Regions from separate parts of the Homo sapiens genome. Here region 2 is linked to region 1. The links are chromatin loops, found by intact Hi-C in ENCODE. Cell type or tissue: ascending aorta. All regions are shown on one strand.

What was found. A loop is a pair of places that touch in the nucleus more often than their neighbours do. Peaks named below come from ENCODE experiments on the same cell type or tissue, not always from the same donor. Only the 100,000 strongest peaks of a DNase experiment are listed, where the experiment ranks them.
Region 2: it touches region 1 in a loop (2.5-fold over the local background); 2 of 110 quality-filtered maps call a loop at or near these places.

Annotation. Positions count from the first base shown.
Region 1 is chr1:19,560,005-19,568,004 of GRCh38, forward strand. No RefSeq gene overlaps it. Among named protein-coding and RNA genes, the nearest start is that of MICOS10-DT, 33 kb to the right of the region's middle. In ascending aorta, no CTCF peak of the experiment used is centred here; DNase peaks (open chromatin) are centred at 3,527 and 3,897; H3K4me3 peaks cover 1,159 bases; H3K27ac peaks cover 2,493 bases.
Region 2 is chr1:19,395,048-19,403,047 of GRCh38, forward strand. The region is part of intron 2 of CAPZB (capping actin protein of muscle Z-line subunit beta); the gene reads right to left. Among named protein-coding and RNA genes, the nearest start is that of CAPZB, 86 kb to the right of the region's middle. RefSeq lists enhancers at 6,134-6,813, 7,492-8,000. In ascending aorta, a CTCF peak has its summit at 3,563; DNase peaks (open chromatin) are centred at 3,554 and 5,374; H3K27ac peaks cover 7,358 bases.

The DNA.
Region 1 (8,000 bases):
AGAAGAAATGTCCTTTCTCTCTCTTCTTAATCCATCTGTAACCATAACAATTTTGTCATCTCTGCTTTTATAAACGGAAAGAAACCATTTAAAAATGATATCTGATTCTCCCTGGCCTTCTAGAATTCAGAAACTCTTATAAAGTCTTTTTACTTTTTGGCCAGCCGTGGTGGCTCATGCCTGTAATCCCAGCACTTTGGGAGGCCGAGGCGGGCAGATCATCTGAGGTCAGGAGTTCGAGACCAGCCTGACCAACATGGAGAAACCTCGTCTCTACTAAAAATACAAAACTAGCCGGGCTTGGTGGTGGGCACCTGTAATTCTAGCTACTCGGGAGGCTGAGGCAGGAGACTCTCTTGAACCCGGGAGGTGGAGGTTGCGGTGAGCCGAGATTGCGCGATTGCACTCCAGCCTGGGCAACAAGAGCGAAACTCCACCTAAAAAAAAAAAAAAAGTCTTTTTACTTTTCATGGTAATAGTTATTTGCACATGTTCAGCAGGACTATGTCCTCCTTCTTACCAGGACAAATGGATTAATTGTAGCCAAGGCCTCACTTGGAGCATCATATCTGAGAATGGTGCTCACTAAATCAGGTGTGACAGGGCATTTTAAGGGATAAAATTTGTGTTAATACTTACGGAACACACGCCTACAAAGGTCTCCATGAAAACTGGCTTGGGGCCAGGTGCGGTGGCTCACACCTGTAATCCCACCACTTTGGGAGGCCAAGGCAGGCAGATCACCTGAGGTCAGGAGTTTGAGAACAGTATGGCCAACATGGTGAAACCTCATTTCTACTAAAAATATAAAAATTAGCCAGCTGTGGTGGCGGTAATCTGTAGTCCCAGCTACTGGGCAGGCTGAGGCAGGAGAATAGCCTGAACCGGGGAGGCGAAAGTTGCAGGAGCTGAGGTCGCACCACTGCACTCCAGCCTGTATGATAGAACCAGACTCTGTCTTAAAAAAAAAAAAAAAAAAGGGCCGGGCGCGGTGGCTCACGCCTGTAATCCCAGCAGTTTGGAAGGCTGAGGCGGATGAATCACCTGAGGTCAGGAGTTCGAGACCAGCCTGACCAACATGGAGAAACACCATCTCTACTAAAAATACAAAAAAAAAAATTAGCCGGGCATGGTGGCGCATGCCTGTAATCTCAGCTACTCTGGAGGCCGAGGCAGGATAACTGCTTGAATCTGGGAGGCGGAGGTTGTGGTGAGCCAAGATCGTGCCATTGCACTCCAGCCCGGGCAACAACAGCGAAACTCAGTCTCAAAAAAAAAAAAAAAAAAAAAAAAAGAACAAACAAAAAAAACAAAAGTGACTTGGTACCTGATTTACAGATATTAAAGACAGTCACTTCCTGGAAGGCCAGGAACTTTATGATATTCAGAGAACAAAAAAAGAGAAGAATTCACTCAGATATACAGGTTTGACAGGTGAAAGAAATTTTGTGGGAAGCGTCTTGAGCTGGGTGTCTTAACTTTGAAATAACAAATAATAGAGCCTTTTACGATTCCAGCTGGGAAAAGAATAAAGATTCCAATTGGAGATTCCTTATGAAAACTTCTAGACAAAAGCTAATTTTGTAATTGTTTGAAACGACATGGCTGTAAATTTTGTGAAGCACATTTAGGAGGCCTATACGACAAATTAATATTTTTTTTTCTTTGAGACAATGTGTCATTCTGTCGCCCAGGCTGGAGTGCAGTGGCGCAATCATGGCTCACTGCAGCCTCAACCTCCTAGGCTCAGGTAATCCTCCCACCTTAGCCTCCTTAGTAGCTGAGACTACAGGTGTGTGCCACCATGCCCAGCTAATTTTTTGTATTTTTTGTAGAGAAGGGGTTTCACGATGTTGCCCAAGCTAGTCTGGACCTCCTGGGCTCAAGTGATCCATCCACCTCGGCCTCCCAAAAGTGCTGAGGTTACAGGCATGAGCCACCATGTCTAGCTGACAAATTAACTCTCTTGCTGTACCTACATAAACAATCAGACCACATCTAATGAGAACAGTCAATTTTTAAATCAAGAGTCATTTTTCTTTAAGATTATAATGATCCTAAGGGGTTGGGGAGATCATAGGGACAAATTAGAAAAACCTCGACATTCAGTGGGTGTCCTGACTAGCTCAACCCATAGGATTATTTTTGGCCCTTCATTGTCTTTGAGCTACTTTATAGCTCTGTATCTTGTAGAAAGCTGTCAGTAAAACAAATTGTTCTTTTTTTTTTTTTTTTTTTTTTTTGAGATGGGAGTTTCACTCTTGTTGCCCAGGCTGGAGTGTAATGGTGCGATCTTGGCTCACCGCAACCTCCACCACCCGGGTTCAAGCGATTCTGCTGCCTCAACCTCCCGAGTAGCTGGGATTACAGGCATGCACCACCACACCCAGCTAATTTTTGTGTTTTTAGTAGAGACAGGGTTTCATCATGTTGGTCAGGCTAGTCTCGAACTCCTGACCTCAAGTGATCTGCTGCCTCGGCCTCCCATAGTGCTGGGATTACAGGCATGAGTCACTGTGCCCGGCCTGGTTCTTGTCCATAGAAATGCAACTTGTGTCCGGTAGAATGAAATTAATTATTGCCTTGTGGATATCAACCAACTTTGCCAGTTTCGTACCTAATCTGTAAGTTCACTTCCCTGTTCCTTACGCGACTATAACTGTGAGATATTTTGAACTAGTCGTAACATCTTATCAATTCCCTCATTACTTAATGTGTTCCACAAAATCTTTGATATGGGTTCATTTAATATCTGTATGAAAGTCATAATTTTATTGTTTTTGAAAATTACCCCTGGACTTAATATATATAAGGTGCTTAGAATAGGGTCTGGCACCAAGTATGGACTCAGTAAATGTTAGCTTTTGTAAGTAACGGATTAATAACATCCCTTGTTTTATAGATGAACAGAATGAAGTGCAGAGGAGACAAGCACATTTGCTTAAATGGCACTGCTTGCTGGAGATGGAGCAGGAGCTAGAAGCCAAGTCTCTGCTATCAAGCCCCTGCTTTCTTGCTGCCACCCCCGCCCCACCCCTCTCCTACCCACAGTCCTCTCTGGCTGTGCTTTGCTGACCCTACACATTCTTTGGGTTTCATTCTGGATCCTTCTAGGCTAGGTTAGCAGCCCCAACCCCAACCTTTGTGTCTTCCCCTGTGAAGCTGGTATTGTAAATATATTGCAACTATCAATTTCTTCATCTAGGCCAGGTGAACTACTGGCTCATGCCTGTAATCCCAGCACTTTGGGAGGCCGAGGTAGGAGGATGGTTTGAGGCCAGGAGTTTGAGACCAGTCTGGGCAGGATAGTGAGACCCCACCTCTAAAAAATAAAAAAAGAAAATCATCTTCATCTAAGCCATGAGCCACACACAACCAAGGACCGAAACTGTCTTGATTGCCACCCAGCCTGGCACACAGCAAGTAGAAACACCAGAAGTGAGGCCTCATATAGGTGTGGTGTTCTCTCCCCTGGGGATGGGGAGCAGGGCTGCTTTCCAGAACTGACTGGAAACCCTCTGCTCCTCCATCCTCTGACGGCCCAAAACTCCCCCAGGCTCCTGGCAGCTCTAGGCAATATCAAGCCTCCTAGAGAGGATGCCTGGAGCCACTAGCCTCTCAAGACTTGAGTTTCTGTTTTGTTTTTTTCCAAATAAAATTCCAGAAATCCAGGTTTAAAAATAACCAAGCAATGCAATCTTCTCCACCAAGCTGCTTGGCAAAAACAAACCCTCAACAAAGACTAGTGTGCAGTCTCACTTCACACTTACTCATTTTCGGCCGCCAACTCAGCTCTGTTTTGGGTGGGGAGGAAAAGCGGGAGGCAGGACTCCCAGGGGCAGAAGCGCAAGGGCACAGGCGCTGGGCAGAAGCTGGGCTGGACCGTAGGGCCGCCCCGGCTTTGCAGGCACACACCCGTTTGGGAAGACAGCTGCTAGAGACTGCTGCGAAGTCCGGTTTTCCTTGGAGTCCCAACTTGCTGGTCTCCAGCCCTGGATCTGGCAAGAGATCAAAGCAGCCCTGGAAAATGGTCTCCATTCGTAATCCAGAATTCATTCTCCTTCCCCGGGGAGACATCAGCTTCTGCCTGAGCCTGCCTTTCCCCATTATTACTTAGGGAACTGGCCGGTCATAATGGGGAGCAGCATTTATGCTCTTGCGGAACAACAACCTCAAGACTCCCCACTTTTTTTGACATGGTCTATTTTCTAACCTGTCATCCTTTTTTTAAGGCCCATTTTGTGGGTGAGAAAAACGTGTGATGGAAGAGAGGAAATTCAGGACCAGAGGCCTGGAAAACTGTCAGATTTCATATTTCCTCCTCCTTTGAATCAGCATTAATGCCCCTCAATGGGGTTTTCCTGCAAATGCTTGTATAACTCCCTTTTAAAACAATTTTTGCTGTTTTTTCCTTTCCCTGCCCCTGGGTAAGTTATTCCAACTGACTACTTTCCACCTCAAAAGAAAGTAGTGGACAGGAAAAAAGTGGTCGTGTGGTCTGTTGGCTACAGCTCCAAGTGGAGCCAGGAGATTTGGGTTCTATTCTGAGCCTTTCTGAGAACATGACGAGGGGGAGGGACACAAACTTGGCTCTTTTACTGGAGTCCAGGGACTCCATGCCAACAGGAGGAAGTTACTTATTCCGGATCAGAAGGGGACCAGGAACTGGCATTTATTAAACACCTGCAAAGCGCCACGCCCTTGACCAACTAGCTCTTTTTTTCTTTTTTCTTTTTTTTTTTTGAAATGGGATCTTGCTCTGTCACCCAGGCTGAAGTGCAGTAGCGCAATCACAGCTCACTGCAGTCTCTGCCTCCCAGGCTCAAGCAATCCTCCCACCTCAGCCTCCCGTGTAGCTGAGACTACAGGCATGTGCCACTGTGCCTGGCTAATTTTTTTGTATTTTTTGTAGAGATGGGGTTTCATCATATTGCCGAGGCTGGTCTCCAATTCCTGAGCTCAAGTGATTTGCCCACTCACCTCGGCCTCCCAAAGTGCTGGAATTACAGGCATGAGCCACCATGCCTGGCCCCAAGTAACTGTCTCTCTTTTTTTTTTTTTCGAGATGGAGTCTTGCTCTGTCGCCCAGGCTGGAGTGCAGTGGCGCAATCTCAGCTCACTGCAAACTCTGCCTCCTGGATTCAAGCGATTCTCCTGCCTCAGCCTCCTGAGTACCTGGGATTACAGGCATGCGCCACCACACCTGGCTAATTTTTGTATTTTTAGTAGAGATGGGGTTTCACCATGTTGGTCAGGCTGGTCTCGAACTCCTGACCTCATGATCTGCCCACCTCGGCCTCCCAAAGTGCTGGGATTACAGGCATGAGCCACCTCACCTGGCCTCTAACTAGCTCTCTTAATCCTCACAACTTTGCGGGTTAGCTTCTGTAACTTCCTTGTTACAGACTGGGACCCGGAAGCTCAGAGAGATGCAGTGAGTTCCTCAGGGTAGCACAGCTTGTTGGTGCTAGAGCTGGGAACAGAGTCCAGCTCTGGTTCTGGGGTCTGAGTTGTTTCACTACAACATGTAACCCACCAGCTATGCTTTCGTCCTTGACTTACTCCATGTACCGAGTACCTATTACGTACTATAAAGATAACAGTAAGCAAAACAAAGATTCTTTTTCATATGGAGTTTATTTTCTAGTTGGAGGTGGGTGGAAAAAGGAGGAAGACAGAAAATAAATAGGTAAATTATATAACATGCTGTAAGATCTTAAGCGCCAAAAACGAAAGAAAGATTAGAACAGGGTAAGGGGATTGGGAGGGCTGAAGATAGATGTTTCACATTTAAAGAGGGGAATGAGGGGCCAGGCACAGTGGCTCACGTCTGTAATCCCAGCACTTTGGGAGGCCTAGGTGGGAGGATCACTTGAGGTCAGGAGTTCGAGACCAGCCTGGCCAACATAGTGAAACGCTGTCTCCACTAAAAATACAAAAGTTAGCCAGGTATGGTGGCATGCATCTGTAGTCCCAGCTACTTGGGAGGCTGAGGTAGGAGGATCACTTGAGCCTGGGAGGCAGAGGTTGCAGTGAGCTGAGATCACGCTGCTGCATTCCAGCTTTATTTATTTATTCTCAAATACATAAGGTAATCAGGGTAGGCCTCATAGAAGAGATGACATTTGCATGAAGAGTTCAAAGAGATGTGAGAATTAGAAATGCTGCTGTTGGAGGGAAGATTACTGCTGTCAAAGGGAACAGTCAAGTCAGTGCAAAGGCCCTAAGGTAGGAGTGTGCCTATCATGTTTGAGGAGCAGCAAGGAGACCAAAGTGCCTGTAGCAAAGTGAGCAAGGAGCCGGCACATAAAGGGTCACTCTGCCTGCTGTGTTAAAAATAAACAGCAGGGATGGCCGGGTGCAGTGGCTCACACCTGTAATCCTGGCACTTTGGGAGGCCAAGGTGGGTAGATTGCTTGAGGCCAAGAGTTCAAGACCATCCTGGGCAACATGGTGAAACCCCATCTCTACAAAAAACACAAAAATTAGCCGGGCGTGGTGGCGTGCACCCATAGTCCCACCTACGTGGGAGGCTGAGGCGGAAGGATGGCTTGAGCCTGGGAGGTGGAGGTTGCAGTGAGCTGAGATTGTGCAGCCTGGGTGACAGAGCCAGACACCGTCTCAAAAAAAAAAAAAAAAAAATGAACTGCAGGGATGGCCAGGCATGGTGGCTCATGCCTGTAATCCTAGCACTTTGGGAGGCTGAGACGGGAGGATCACTTGAGCTCAGGAGTTCAAGACCAGCCTGGACACCATAGTGAGACTATGTCTCTACTTAATTTAAAAATAAAAATAAAAATAAATGAACTTCAGGGGGACAAGGAGGAAGCTGGGGGAGTAGATGGGGCCATTGCAGTAACCAGGTGAGAAGTCACTGTGGCTCAGACAAGGTTGGGAGCAGTGGAGGCAGGCAGCGGTGGGCAGAGTCAGGAAGGCAGAGCCAGTAGGATTTTCCAATGGATTCAATGTGGGGTGCTTCAAGGCAACGCCAGGGTTTTTGTTGGGCAATTGGAAGAAGAGAGCCATCCATGGAGCTGAAGAAGGCTTCGGGTGTGGCAGGTCTGGGGGTGGAGGGAAGATCAGCAGTTATGCTTTGAGAATTGTGAATCTGACGTGTATCACTGCTCTCCATACAGGGCCAAATCAATAACATCCAAAAAGATGACTGAAGAGGCCCATATACGAAGCGCTTCCAAACAAACTGGCTAGTTCCAGAGTTTCCTCTCCACTGCCTTCCTCTACACCAGCTGTTCTTAACCCAGGGGTCTGTGAACTTGGATGGAAAAAAAATTACACCTTTTTTTCTTTTCCCTTCACTGACCTCATGCTGGAATTTAGCATTTTCTTCCATTGTGATTGTAGGCAACAAACCCCTGCAGACTTAGCAGGACTGGCTCCTGTCACTGATAGAAACCATTGCTATTTTCATCTCACACAACGGGTGCTCTGGATTATCCCCAAATATCTTTCACCCTCATCACTTCTTTGAATTTTTGGTCTTTTTGGATCTGCCATTAAGTCTTATTACTTAACGCATTAACAAGCTCATAAATTATTATATCATAAATTTAAATTTGAAACATTTTTGATAATGGTATTTCACTATATTTGACCTCCCTTGTAGTCCTATGCATTTTATTGTTTGTATGTAAAATCATTATTCTGAGGCTGGGTGCGGTGCCTCACCCCTGTAATCTCAGCATGTTGGGAGACCAAGGTGAGTGGAGTGCTTGAGCCCAGGAGTTACCACCCTGGGCCACATGGTGAAACCCCGTCTCTACAAAAAAAAAAAAAAATACAAAAAGTAGCTGGGTGTGGTGGCGCTCGCCTGTAGTCCCAGCTACTTGGGAGGCTGAGGTGGGAGGATCACCTGACTCAGGAGAGGTTGAGGCTGCAGTGAACCGTGATGGCACTACCATGCTCCACCCTGGGCAACAGAGTGAGTCCCTGTCTCAAAAACAACAATAATAATAATAATAAAAATAAAATAAATATTCTGA
Region 2 (8,000 bases), 160 kb before region 1:
GAGCACATTTAGGGTCAGCCAGCCTAAGCCACGACGCTTGGCAGGTTAGGGGGATTAAAAGCATTTTCTACTTCCAGTGGATTTTTCGTCACGTAACCCCTTCGAGGGTGCAGCAGCATCTGTACCTGCTCATATGAGGCACATGACTCAAGGCGGGGGTTGTGGTTGGTTACCTAGGGTTTAATACAACTGAGGCTGGCCGAGAGGGCCAACATTAGGAAGCCATTTTTGACCAACAAATGATTTATTCTACTTAGAAATGAGTCTTCCACATGCCATTAACAACAAAGAGCTTTTTCAGGAAACGGTAAGTCCCCTCCATCTCTTTCTTTTCTCAGACAGGTGCCCTGACCATCCAGAGATAAATAATAAACAAAAGCAGGCCTCCTGGGCTCGCTTTCAGCCATTCATACTCCAAACCCCAAAGCTTTGCCCTCTGGAATCTCACAGCCTGGAAGGGGCCACAACGGTTTCCTAAAGAAAGGGTCAGGAAGGGGCAGAACAAAGAAGACAAATGGAAAGGAGAAATGAAAATCACTACATTTGGGTCAACCACAGGCACACACAAGGCTCCTGTTGTCCACATGTAACCTTAAGCTTCCCTGAAGGGGATGAACCAGGCCCTCGGAGCCTAATTAAATGAACCATTTCCTGGCCAGGCACACAACCCATCACCTGTGTGCAGAGAAGCCAGGGTCTCTCTAAGCTCCCGGCTGCTTTTAATTAAGGACTCGTCCCTGAGAGATGAAGCACAACATACAAAACCACCTTCGAGTCACCAGAATGGAAGTCATCTTGGACTTAGTGCTGAGAACTGCCTGCAGCCGGCCAGCCAGCCGGCAGGAGAAGCTGCCGCCTACAGCCAGGCGATGGCCTCAGGCTAAGGAGCACAGGGAGGCTCCCCTGACTCAGGCTTGCCCCACACCCAGCATCCTGCATGTCTATCCAGACCACCTTTCTTCCCCGTGTTCCACCTAAGTCATCCTTCAGGGTCTGATTCGGCCACGCCTGCCTCTTCCACTGCAACCTCCCAAAGCCGCGACGGCAGAGGCCGTTGCCCCGCCTCTACTCCTGCACCCTGTGCAGGATGCGGTCTTGAGCCTCACAGGTTTGTGACATGCATGTGTCTCCCCAGGGCAGTGATGAGCTGTCTGGACGGCCTCATGCCCGGCTTGATGCTGGCAGGACTTCTGAAGCGTTGGTGGGATGGTGTGGGATGGTGGAAAACTAGGGCCACTTGGGTCAGGTTCTGATCTTTTGAAGCCCAAGCCTGCCTTGGTGGGAAGCAAGTTCTCAGCACTCTTCAGCACCTCCCTTAAAGGAGGGACTATTCTTCGGTGAGTGGGAGACAGACCGAAACTTGACGTGGATGGCATTTCATCTTCCTGACTGCCAGCCCTGAGTTGGATGAAGGTGTGCACCCACTGGGCGTGGGCTGCCGCCTGCTGTGGAGCTGCCGCTGCCCCTCGTACCCTACACAGGCTCCTCCTAAAGCCAGACCCGCAGCCTTCCCAGCATGAAGGCAAGCACGGGGTAGCTGCTGTTCTCTTCCCGGACGGTCCTCAGTCCTCGGTCCAGCTTTCTCAGTCCACATTTTTATTAAGGATTATTGGCCAGACGCAGTGGCTCATGCCTGTAATCCCAGCACTTTGGGAGGCCGAGGCAGGAGGATCACTTGAGGCCAGGAGTTCGAGACCAGCCTGACCAACACGGTGAAACCCCACCTCTAATAAAAATACAAAAAAAAAAAAAAAAAGAAATTAGGCACTGTGGCGAGCACCTGTAATCCCAGCTACTCAGGAGACTAAGGGAGGAGAATCGCTTGAACCTGGGAGGCGGAGGGTGCAGTGAGCCGAGATGGCGCCACTACACTCCAGCCTGGGTGACAGAGAGGACTCTGTCTCAAAAAATTAAAAAAAAAAAGATTATCGTATTGGCTTGTATTCTTCTGTCACCTGAAATCTTTTTGGGAAAAGACCAGGTAAAAATACACAAACATAACTCATATATAAGTTGATTTTTCTCCAAAGACACTGTAATTTCACAGAGGATCTCTGTCCTCTCGTTTAAGTGAAAAGATACATAGTGAAACCAAATTTTTGTTCTCGTCAACATTTTAATGAAACATTATTCAAGGGCCTGCTGTAGGTCATAATTCCCAAGAACCTATGGACAACATTAAGTGAGGACTTACTGAACTATCAAAGTTATGATTGGAATAACAGCAAAGATGTTTAGGTCTTACCATTTAAAAGGCATGTAACACACATCCTCATTTTATCATCACAGCAACCCTGCAGAAGGCAGGGGTGTTATTATCCCACATTACTGTTTACAGGTGAAAAAAAGAGGCACAGGTAGGTTAAGCAACTTGGCTATGGTCACACAGCAGGTAATTCAATGAAAGCCATGCGATCCCACCCTAAGGCCGTGCGGACTCTAGAATGACACCTGGTGAGTAACCTAGCAGGCAAAATAATTCAGCTGAAAGAGTCACCAGCTGGATGGTGGCAGAGAGAAGTACTTGGCAAGATTGGTTTTTCACACAAGGTCAACGCGAACGGAACCTCTCATACCAGCCACCTACTAGGGTACAGCATCAAGACCTAATTTCAGGGAGGGAAATGGGAAATGCATCCATTTCATCATCACTGGATACTAAGGGTTAGGCCTGGCCTCAGGCTTTATAAACCACATGTGTGCCAAATGTCCACGTCTAAACCTAGAGTTTAGGGTGAAAACTATGAATGGGCTACCATGGAAGTTACAAAATAAGAATGCAGGGGGAAGCCTGAGGGCGCGCGCCACCCGAATGCGGGAGGAGCCAGATGGGGCAGCATAGGAAGGGCTGTTCTTTACCACTGATCTGGGGGGCTCATGATCGCCCAGAGGGACAGACCAACAGCATCGGGGTCTGTGGGTTGATATTCATCTGCACGTCGACACTGGTGGGGATGCCAGGGAAATCTCACATGTTCTGTTTAGCAGAAACGAGACACCTGAGGCAGAAAGTGACAATAAGGAGTCACACGGCCAGGCAACCATGGGCAATGGCAACGCAGGGGATACTTTAGAATCTGAAAGCCTGTGAAACACCCTCAAGTCCGAGAGGATCTGCTCCATGATGAGGAACTCCGTGACCTCCAGGGCCCACACACGGAGGTGAGCCACAGTCATCCTGCCACACCTGCTCAGTCTCCCGATGAGCCAGGCGAGGTGCTGAGCCCTGTACTCCTCGCCCCAGGGGTCCTGATAGCCCCTTGGGAGGCGAATGACCTTTGAAGCCACAGCAGAGGCTGACCAGCTCAGAGCACGGAGCCACTGAGTCAGAGGGCGGAGGTCTGGCTTCCTCCAACAGATTCTCCAAAAATCCTCACGATCACAAGCTTCTAAACCTCCATGACCTACCATGATTCCAGTAATACTTCTGTTTCCCTTCAAGTGGGAGTGTTTGTGCCATGTTTACGTGTCTGAGTGGGGGAGCGGGTGCTAAGGCAGACTCAACAAGTCGGGTTGCTTCGCTGTTCTCAGCACAAAAGTCACCCAGGCTGTCTGGCCACAATGTTTCACACTGGATTCCTTCCACTGGAGGGATGTCTCATCAGGTTTTGCTGTAATTTCACTGAGTCACCCATAGAAACGACCAAGCAGGGGAGACTGGAGGGGACATCTCCAGGGGGCCACATCTGAGCTGAGTTACAGAAAGTGAGGCAGGGCTGGCAGTTAGGGCAGGTCGCAAAGCAGCCCAAGGACTAAGGTGCAGACAGAGAGCATCTCTGTCTGTCAAAGGCAGACAGCGTGGGATGCCGAATGCTGATAGCTGCACAACTCTTTTTTTTTTTTTTTGTCACCCAGGCTGCAGTGCAATGGAGCGATCTCGAGTACCGCAACCTCCGCCTCCCAGGTTCAAGCAAGTCTCCTGCCTCAGCCTCCCGAGTAGCTGGGACTACAGGTGCTTGCCACCATGCTTGGCTAATTTTTTTATTTTTTAGTAGAGACAGGGTTTCACCATGTTGGTCAGGCTGGTCTTGAACTCCTGGACTCAAGTGATCCGCCTGTCTTGCCCTCCCGAAGTGCTGGGATTACAGGCATGAGCCACCATGCCCAGCTAGCTGCACAACTCTTGCGTGTGCTAAAAACCATTGGACCGTACACTTTAAAAGTGTAAATGTTATGTTATGTGAATTATATCTCCAGAAAGCTGTTGTTAAGAAGGTGAATCAAGAGAGGATATTTTAGGCAGAGAGAACCACATGGATCCAAGACATCACAGGTAGACATCCAGGAAACCAACAGTTTCAGAATACGAGTACGTCATGTGACCCAGAGTTAGGTTGGTAAAAAGTGACCCTGGGTGTCAGGAACCATGGGCAGTGTTGTCTTTCTCCTCACTCTCAGTCGTAGCTGTTTGACTCTTCACTCTTACTACCCAGAGCTTTTCCTACATCAAAATAAACCAAGGTACTGCAGGGACTTGCCACTGGCCTGGAAGTCAGAGCTGGTTCTGCCATGAAACGGTGCTACATGGGGCATGGGCCACAGCTCCCTGGTCTCTGCAATGGATGGTTCTCTGAGAGAGGAGCACTTTGAGGGCTGTGAGTACAGAGGGAGGAGCTCAGGGTGTCAAGAGTGGGAGAGGAAGTCTGGGCCTACCACCTTCTACCTGGTTTATTCAAGTTCTAAGATTTTGCTTAAAAAAAGGGCTGTACCAATTTTCCAAATGTTTGAAAACCACTAGATGAGATAATCGGTAAGGTTCATTTTAGTGTTGACATCCTACGAAGTTTCATAGTTCAAGACTTGAGAGTTACTCAAAAGTTTGTGTCATCCCTCCTAAAACAAACCTTTACTAAGCAAGGTACTCTGAGGCTCAAACCAACTGTGGACTGCCCAGCTCTTCGGTTCACAGCCTTAGGACACAGATGCAAGCAGCTGAGTGAGTTATTCACAAGAAGGGGAAGAAGGAAAAGGCTTGGAACCCATAATCTTCTCCCCTGAATGCCATGTTCAAATTTAAACTCTTAGGGAATTTCTATATTTGTATACAGAATCCAAATTCCCTTCTCTTTTCTCTTCCAGGAGAGATTCCGAGCCCACCCCTTGCCTGCCTCCGAGACCTCAACACCATCCTGCTTACTAAAGGGAGCCCAGTTTTTCCCGCTACCCATGGCACAGGTCTTCGTCAATTTCAGTGTGCCCTTCATGAATCTGGCATGTGGTCACTGGCAGTTAAAGGGGGTGATGATGGAGAGGAGAAACCCCAGGCTCCAACTACAAAACCCTGCGGGACACGCAGGCTCCTCTGGGCTTCCCGGCCCACATTCCTGGCCTATTTCAAACATCAGGGAAGCAGACTGAGCGTGCCATGCCCTCCTCAAGTATTTTTAACCTGTTTCCAAAACCAGACATGTTCTAAGGGGGGCGACCCAGGAATTCCTCATCCAGGGCCAGTGCCTGCCAACCGCGAGATGTTGGCTTTCTAACAGCTCTGAGGAGGGAGTTGTTGTCTGCCTTTTCTGGCACGTGGGGAAGTGGGATCTCTCTCCAATTCACTTTTACGTCTCACATTTCTCATCAACCAGAGGGCAGGATCTAACTTAAAGTGAGAGTCTTCAGACCATCCTCAATGGAAGCTCTCCAAACACTGTTCTCCGGCTTCCAACAACAACAGGAGTCCATAAGGTTCCCCAAATGAAGGACCTGGATAGATCTTGTAGGAAAAAAAATCCTATGAGGACAAGGCCAAGGAACGGGCCTATATGCACTTCACTTGAATTATGCCTCCTGGCTCTAGGTGACAAGAGCCATCTTTTTCACCACTGGAGAGCTCAGCCTCCTACCACCTTGCCCCGATCCTGACCTGGTTCAGATTCCTCGCTAACATACTTCTCTCACCTTGTAGCACTGTTGCACATTGAACAGGAGGGAAAAGCTCTTTTGTTCATTTTCCTTAGAATGGAACCAAAATGATACTCCAGTAGCTCCATCTAAAAGCTCAAGTGGCAGCTAACAGCACGGACACCAGGGGCATCCCTTGCCAGCTTCCAATGCCATGGTGAGAGACACTCATCATGGTTTAAAAAAAGACCAGAGAGCATTTTCACAAGCAATTCCTAAGAGACTTAAATTTCCTACACATAGGCAGAATAAAAACCAAAAAGGAAAAAAAAAAAACTTCCCCCAAACAAAAGTGAGGGCTTTCAAGGAGACTTGCTGAGTGGGCAAACATTTTGGAAAGATGGAATTTTAAACACAAACACAAAAGGGCAAAGATTTGCAGCAGAAGAGCTATGCACACAGCCGGGAGGACTTTAATTAGGGAAAGCTTTGCAAAGCCCAGGGAGCATCAGCATCGGCAAATCTCCCCTTGGTCTCCGGAATGGAAAGAATGTGGAAACCAATGGGTGATCAAGGAGTTCGAATTTTGCCTGACACTCTTGCTGGGAATGAAGCATGCAGTCCTGTCTTTTGCCACCTTTTCAGCAGCCTCAGGTGAGCCTTTTAAAAAGGTGAAAAACGAAGGACCACCTAGCCTGGGAGAAGCCAGGGTGGATCCTCTCCTTCCTAGGGTGCTTCCTGCAGATGGCACACAGCCAAAGCTCTTCTGGTGTTTTAAGGCAGAAACAGAATTCAGGGGAGGACTAAACAACCCCTTTAGAGCTACGTGCTGTGTTTTTTGTTTGCATTTTTCCAAGTCCAGGCATTTTTCCAGGTATTTCCAATGAGACTGAAATGGCCTACACATAGGCTGACGACCTATAATAACATAAGAAAGTGATGTTGGCCCCCTGCTCCACCCAGAGGGGACATCTGCTTATTTGGCTTCCAGGTGGTGGGAGCAGTGGTTTTCCCCAAACAGCTAATACCCTTCAATTCTTTGCTTTCTGTATCATGAAGTTCACTGGAGTTTGGAGCACAGACTCTTTAAACCAGTAATTTAACTCTACTTTTGAGGATACCCTATGCCCCCAGCAGTTATGAGAAGGGTTGCCAAATCTTAACTCATAAGGGTGACAGGATCAGGAACAAAGGCCTGGACTCTCCACCCTTCTCCTCTGCCAAAATCTACGAGTTCAGGAAAATGGCAAGCCAGGAGTTTACTTTAGGTTCCCTCAAGAGCAGCAGCTGTTCCCACCAGGGCTGCGAAGGAATCAACAGGAACTGAGAGAACACCTGAATGGTCTGATTCAGAAAGTCCCAGCTCCCTGTGAGGTCAATAAAGAACTTTGTCTCAACAGAGGCAACAAGGCCACTGCCTCCTAGGAAAGGACTGATGTGGGCTTTTCTAGAGGCAGGCAGGCTCTTGGATCAACAGGCTTACAAGGGCACATTTCTCAGTTACGATCTTAAAATTGCAGGGAACCTGCTGATCTCTGTCCCTTACCCATCTAGAAAGTCTGAGTGGGAGCTAACAGCTGATCCTCAGCAAAACCAGAGTGTGCGCCCATCACCTGCTTTCTGGTAAGGGACCCATGTGGCCTGAATCAAAACTCAAAGCTCACTAGACACCAATTCACACGCTCTATCTAATCAGGCAGAAACCCAGCTGCTCCTGCTCAGTCCCTGCCCAGCTAGTACCTTCCCACCACCCACCAGCTGTATCTCAGGCTCTGCCCACTCTAAGCTTTCCCTGGGATTTGCCTGCCAAGGGTGGGCCACGGTGTCCTCTGTGGTGCTCTGCAGTGCCCATGTTCCTCACATCAGAAGCCTTGCATTCTGGCTGGGAGCGGTGGCTCACCTCTGTAATCCCAGCACTTTGGAAGGCCGAGGCGGGTAGATCACCTGAGGTCAGGAGTTCGAGACCAGCATGGCCAACATGGTGAAACTCCATCTCTACTAAAAATACAAAAAATTAGCTGGGGGTGGTGGCAGGCACCTGTAATCCCAGCTACTTGGGAGGCTGAGGCAGGAGAATTGCTTGAACCAGGGAGGCAGAGGTTGCAGTGAGCCAAGATTGTGCCATCACACTCCAGCCTGGGCAACAAGAACAAAACTCCATC